Linked DNA regions of Homo sapiens: region 2 is linked to region 1. Evidence: chromatin loops called from intact Hi-C (ENCODE). Cell type or tissue: CD14-positive monocyte. All regions are shown on one strand. Links, peaks and the distances in the headings refer to the core of each region. The heading gives the core; the rest is flanking DNA.

What was found. A loop is a pair of places that touch in the nucleus more often than their neighbours do. Peaks named below come from ENCODE experiments on the same cell type or tissue, not always from the same donor. Only the 100,000 strongest peaks of a DNase experiment are listed, where the experiment ranks them.
Region 2: a loop joins it to region 1, with 4 times the contacts of the local background. A loop is called at or near these places in 20 of 110 quality-filtered maps.

What each region holds. Positions count from the first base shown.
Region 1 is chr11:3,090,450-3,093,351 of GRCh38, forward strand. OSBPL5 (oxysterol binding protein like 5) reads right to left here. Exons shown (of 22, transcript NM_020896.4): 18 at 2,418-2,603; 19 at 1,983-2,109; 20 at 109-247. Among named protein-coding and RNA genes, the nearest start is that of CARS1, 34 kb to the left of the region's middle. RefSeq lists enhancers at 693-1,501, 1,491-1,560, 1,502-2,309 and a silencer at 1,350-1,644. In CD14-positive monocyte, for the core only: CTCF peaks have their summits at 1,502 (motif pointing left) and 1,706; a DNase peak (open chromatin) is centred at 1,542; H3K27ac peaks cover 386 bases.
Region 2 is chr11:2,974,293-2,977,194 of GRCh38, forward strand. NAP1L4 (nucleosome assembly protein 1 like 4) reads right to left here. Exons shown (of 16, transcript NM_005969.4): 4 at 1,732-1,831. Among named protein-coding and RNA genes, the nearest start is that of SNORA54, 12 kb to the left of the region's middle. In CD14-positive monocyte, for the core only: a CTCF peak has its summit at 1,464 (motif pointing right); a DNase peak (open chromatin) is centred at 1,489; H3K27ac peaks cover 1,397 bases.

The DNA of each region.
Region 1 (2,902 bases), core at 303-2,802:
GTTGCCCTACATCTGGGCAGGTGCTTCTCTGGCCTCCCCTCCAGCCAGGTCAGCATCTGAGGCACCCCACCAGACAGAGGCCTTGGGGCTGGGCCCAAGGGGGCTCACCAGGGACAAAGTCACCATCCTGCTCCTCGTCTGAGAGCTCTGGGCAGGACTCAGGCGTGGATCCGCTGCTCTCCGTGGCCTGGCTGTGGCCGGAGGGCTGGTCGCTGGCCTTGCGAAGCCGCTGGTCTGGGCCAGACCTCTGCAGAGAAATGGAGCTGCTGCAGCTGAAAGCCACCCACGCCCCCTGCCCAGGCCCCAGGGACATGGTGGCATGCTTATGCCAGGACAGTGCTAGAGGTGGCAGCCAGCAGGGAGGGCAGCTGCTGGGCTGTGGAGCTGGCTGGAGGGGTCTGTCTCAGCCCCGGCATGGCCTGGAGTAGCCATGGTCCCTTTGAGCCTGTTTCCTCATGGGTGAGACAGAGCTACTGACCCCTCACAGTGAGCAAGGGCCTGCAAGGTGGTGCAGACACGCCTGCCCTGTGCTCACCATGGCGTTGCATCCAATAAATGCAGAGATGATGGCATGGGGGGCCGAGGGTGGTTCTGACCCCTGAGCCATGAGGACAGATGAAAGCCGAGGCCACTGTGGGAGCTGGGAGGTTCATAGGAACCCCAGATGGCTAGGGTTCCCCATGTCAAGGGGCATCTCCAGGGGGGAACCCCCACACTCAGCCGGCTGCTCACAACCCCAGGAGTGCAGGCAGGGCTCATCCATTCAGCCCTTACTTGAGCTCACAAGGAACCCAGGACAGGAACTGATGCTCAGGGGTGGGGAAAAAGCAGAACCTGGCTGTGGGACCACCATGTAACAACAGGCGTTTGGGGCCAGAGAGGTGCCAGGGACGCTCTGCATTGGGTGTGGTCAGCGACGGGGCAGGTGGGGTCAGAGCCAGGACAGGTGGGGTCAGAGGCGGGGCAGGTGGGTTTGGCCACAAGGTACTCCATGGGATGGTTTTTGAGGCATGGCAGGGCCCAGGCTGACTGACCTCAGCAGGGGCTGCGGGGTGGGAGGCTGCAGAGGGCATTGGGGGTGGACATCTGCTGGAGATTGGTGGGGAGAGGCTGAGGAGCGGGACTGCGAGGGTCTGGGGCCAAGGGAAGGCAGGAGCTAGCAGTCTGGCCTGAGCCCGGGGGGATGGAGACTGTGCTGCAGACATAGGGGGTGCATCTGTCTACCTTCCTGAGGCTTCTTCCCTAGTCCCTTGGCAGGCAGAGCATGGGACATGCAGCCAAGGAGATACCGCGGCCCCCAGCTTGCTGGAGAAGTTAGGGCCATCAGGCAAGCAAGGCCTCTCATCTGAGTCTGGCCCAGACGGCATCAGCTGGGGAACACGCCCCCATCCTGTCCGCTGCGGGTGAGCACCGGCCGCGCTCTGCACCCTCTGCACGCAGTAGGTGCACGGCTGGGGCGGTGCAGCTCAGCACACCTGGAACGGGGGCGTGTGGGTTTGGCGCCACCTGGTGGCCGCCTAAGGCATGGCACCAAGACACACCCAAGGCAGCTTCCTCAGGTTACTCCCTGGAGCCTCCTGCTGTCCCGCTTCCCCTTTCCAGACACAAGATCTGTGCAAGTGCTGGCTCCTCCTCCTCCTACCTGGGAAGGGCCCTGGGCTGCCCTGACCTTCTGTTTCCTGATCAGTGGAATGGGATAATGTGGCTGCTAACTTGGCAGAGGGAGACTTTGGGGGCAGTGGACAGAGACAGTAGACACAGGGTCCCACAAGCCAAGGTGCCCCTAGAACTGAGCATCCTGCAAATCCCGGTTTCCTGAGTCCCATGCTCGGCAGAGAAGGAAAGGGGACGAGGGGGCTGGGGGATGAGGGCGTGAGGGAAACGGAGCGAGGGGAAGGGAGGAGTGAGGTGAGGAGCGAGGGGTGGTGGTGGCCACACGTGCAGCTAAGACCAGCCCTGGGTGGGGCCTGTGGGGTGCTGACCTCGTGCCTGGGCCCTGGGCTGCCCAGGAAGGTGGTCTGGCGGGCCACGGCCTCCTGCTGCAAGGTCCGCAGGATCCCGTCTTGCTCAAACTGGGCGATGTCCTTCAGGGGGTCCCAGGGGCTGTGGCTGGAGGGTCCAGAGGGCGTTCATCAGCACAGGCAGTGGCCCTCAGGTGAGGGGGCTGTCCTGGCCCAGTCTTCAGCCCCCCAACAGTGGCCAGAGACCTCCAGGAGAATGACCACTGCCCACACCCCATGGGCAGGGCCTGCAGTAAGGACTGATGATGGGGGGTGTCACTATCTGACCCTCCCCCACCGACTCCTCCAGGGGACAGGCTGAAGGTGAGAGGGAAGCCAGGAGCCCCTGGGCCCTTCTCAGCCCGTCTGCTAGGCCCAGCCCCACCCTGTGGCCCCCAGGGCTTTGTCGGCACTCACTCCTCGTATCGGTAGTGCCACTCCTGGGTGATGGGGTCCAGGTGGAACAGCTGCGGCTTCCAGGGCATGAGGCTCTCCTGCCGCTCACGGGCCCGCTGCCGCTGTGCCTCCTCCAGTGCAAACTTCTCCTGTGTGGCCCTGTGCTGGTCGCCCTTGCTGATGGCCCTGGTGACGTGCTGCCAGAGCCTGCGGGCCAGTGACCCATCCTGAGCCAGTGGCCCGGGCAGCCCGACCCCTAGGCAGCTAGGAATCAGGGCCCCTTGGCACCAGAAGGAAGGCACAGAGCAACCTCTGCGTGATTGCCTACAGTGACAGGGAGCTCACTACTTTGAAGAGAGCTTTTCTTTTGTCCATGAGATGGGTTTTTCCAACACTGAGCTCCCATCTCCCGCCTGCAGGGACCTCCCTGTGCACCTGTTGGTCACTCGCCGGCAGTGATGCAGTGAGAGGTCACGGCAGCCGGCTCCTCTCCAGGCCACACCCCT
Region 2 (2,902 bases), core at 254-2,753, 120 kb before region 1:
CTTCAATCATTCACACCAACTACACCCAGCCCTCTGCCGGCACTTTTCCTGCAATATGGCTAATATGGAACCACTTCTAGTCCCACATAAACCTGATCCCACTCAAGCAGTTCCTCTCACAGAATGCCACCCCACCAACCCAGTTTCTAAAGCGAGAAAACTAGAAACCATTACTCATTCTCATTCTTGCCACTCCCACTCAGTATCACCCCATCCCATCAATCTAGTCTGCAAAAAAAATAACATCAAAACACCTTGCCCACTAAGTAATCTCTGAGAAGCTTCTAAATGGGCAAAGCAAACTCTGAATGTCACCTTCTAGGCCAGGCGCAGTGGCTCATGCCTATAATCCCAGCACTTTGGGAGGCCAAGGTGGGCAGATCACCTGAGGTCAGGAGCTGGAGATCAGCCTGGCCAACATGGCAAATCCCTGTCTCTACTAAAAATACAAAAACAAAACAAAACAAAACAAACAAAAAAACACGTGCAGCAAATCACCATGGCACATGTATACCTATGTAACAAACCTGAACACTCAGCACATCTACTCCAGAACGTACAGTGAAATAAATAAAACTACAAAAAACTAGCTGGGAGTGGTGGCGTGCACCTGCAATTCCAGCTACTCAGGAGGCTGAGGCAGGAGAATCACTTGAACCCGGGAGGCGGAAGTTGCACTCCAGCCTGGATGACAGAGCAAGAGTCTGTCTCAAAAAATAAAAATAAAAAATAAATGTCCCCTTCTTGTCGTAATAGCCCTGGCAGTCCTGACTGGGGAAACCAGCTGGAAGGTGGGGCCTCCTGGGAGACCAAGCCCTGACCCAATTATAGATGGAAGCCCAGTAACAGCTCATCCCTTTAAAAAAAAAAAAAAAAATTGCCATGCATGGTGGTGCATGCCTATAGTTCCAACTACTCTGGAGGCTGAGGTAGAAGGATTACTTGAGCTCAGGAGTTCAAGGTTACAATGAACTATTACATGCCACTGCACTCCAGCCTGAACAACAGTGAGACTCCAACTCAAAAACCAAAAATTCCTTCCAGAAGTAAGAGAGGTCCTGACAAGAGCCATCCTAGGATTCTAGGATCACCACCCTTATCATTTTCATAGTGCAATACATCTAGCACATAGGCCTCTCTTAAGAAAGCAAAGGTGTCAGCCAGGCACGGTAGCTCACCCGTTATCCCAGCATTTTGAGAGGCTGAGGCGGGAGAACCAATTGAGGCCATGAGTTCAAAACCAGCCTAGGAAATACAGTGAGACCCCATCTTTTTTTTTTTCTTAAAGACAGTCTCACTGTCACCCAGGCTGGAGGGTAGTGAAAACTCATAGGCATGCGGCACTATGCCCAGTTTTTTTTTTTTAAGGTGTTGGTGTCACAGGCTCATGTGGGTAAGTCAGGAAGGAGTGGTTCTCTTAGTTTAACTTAGGAGCCACCAGCTGTCCTCTCCAACTCAGATGATCTGTGAAGTCCTCTAGCCCTCCACAGGATGGCACTGTGCACTTCCTATCAGAACTGACAGGTCACGCTACTCCATCCACCAGGCAAACTCTCAGCCTAGGCACCGGGTAGGGTCACTCCTCTCATATCCCAGTGCCTGTCTCTCATAGACAATGTCTTGGAACGAAAAAAACATTTAATCCTGTTCTGGGGAACTGAAAAGTGGTTTTTCCTTTATTTTCCTTTTGTTTCTCCAAATTGCATGAGACCCTATTCACAGCACACTTACGTTTCGATGTAGCTGGAAGGGGTGTGAGGGACATTGTCAAGTCGCTCCTGTAAAGCTGCCAGAACTCGAGGATTCTGCATCACCTGATCTGTGAGCTTTTCTATGAAGAGTTAAGACCAAACATATTTAAAATATGCCCACCACACACAATAGCCAAGAGTCAAAAATTAGTAACATATCTACTTAGCTTTGCCTAGATTTACATCTACTAATTTCTAAATACATACACCAGTGACTTCTTAAACATGTTTTGAAAATAATTAAAATTTATTTTAAGAGCATTTAACACTCTGGGTTAATCACCTGATGGGTAGTTACAAATTTACTGAATAAACACCTAGAGAGTCCTGGCTCTCACCAGGACTGTGGCTGTTTAAGCACCAGACTTAAACAACTGAGGACATCATTAATGTAAGTTCACATGGTCTACCCCCAAGTCCCATGGTGGTGTCCAGAAGCCACGAACAGAGATGAGATCAGTTCCTCAAAGTAAAAGAGCATCCACTAGCTCCCTTGCTCACTGTGGTGCCATAGACTTCACAGTCCAGGAGAGCCCAAGGCTCACTAGCTCTCTGCCAGCACTGTTCCCTAAGTTTTCTTTGCATGTGCTACTCGCCTCTGCCTTGAATGTCCTTCTGCCCAAACCCACCTCCCTCCAGGAAGCACTTCTGACCATTCCACCCCACTTAGGGCTAACCTACATGTGTAGTGAGCTCACAATACCAAGCTGTTTGTATTTATAAGCCCATTTCCCAATAAACCAATGAATGAGATCCTGACAAGGTAGTGACTGTCCTTTTACCCAGTTGTGACTATGAAGTGGCAGACATCTGGCTCATGACACAGACTCTTAACAATCTCCCTCTTAATGACACAATACAGAAATCCAAACCCAGCGCCCTTCCCTTGCTTAGAGCCAGTACATACCCGAGTATTCTCCCATCCCGAGTATTCTCCCATCCCGAGTATTCTCCCATGATGTGGGTAAGTCAAACACACCAAGCAGGCACTCAATTTTAAACATTCATAATAGAACTGCAAACACAACCACTAACATGAAGCACATGAAGTGTATTTAAGGTACGTAATTTGTATATATAAAACTGTGTACACATGTGTAGTATATAAATACTACATGCATATACAAACACATATGAATGGGTGCTAAAAC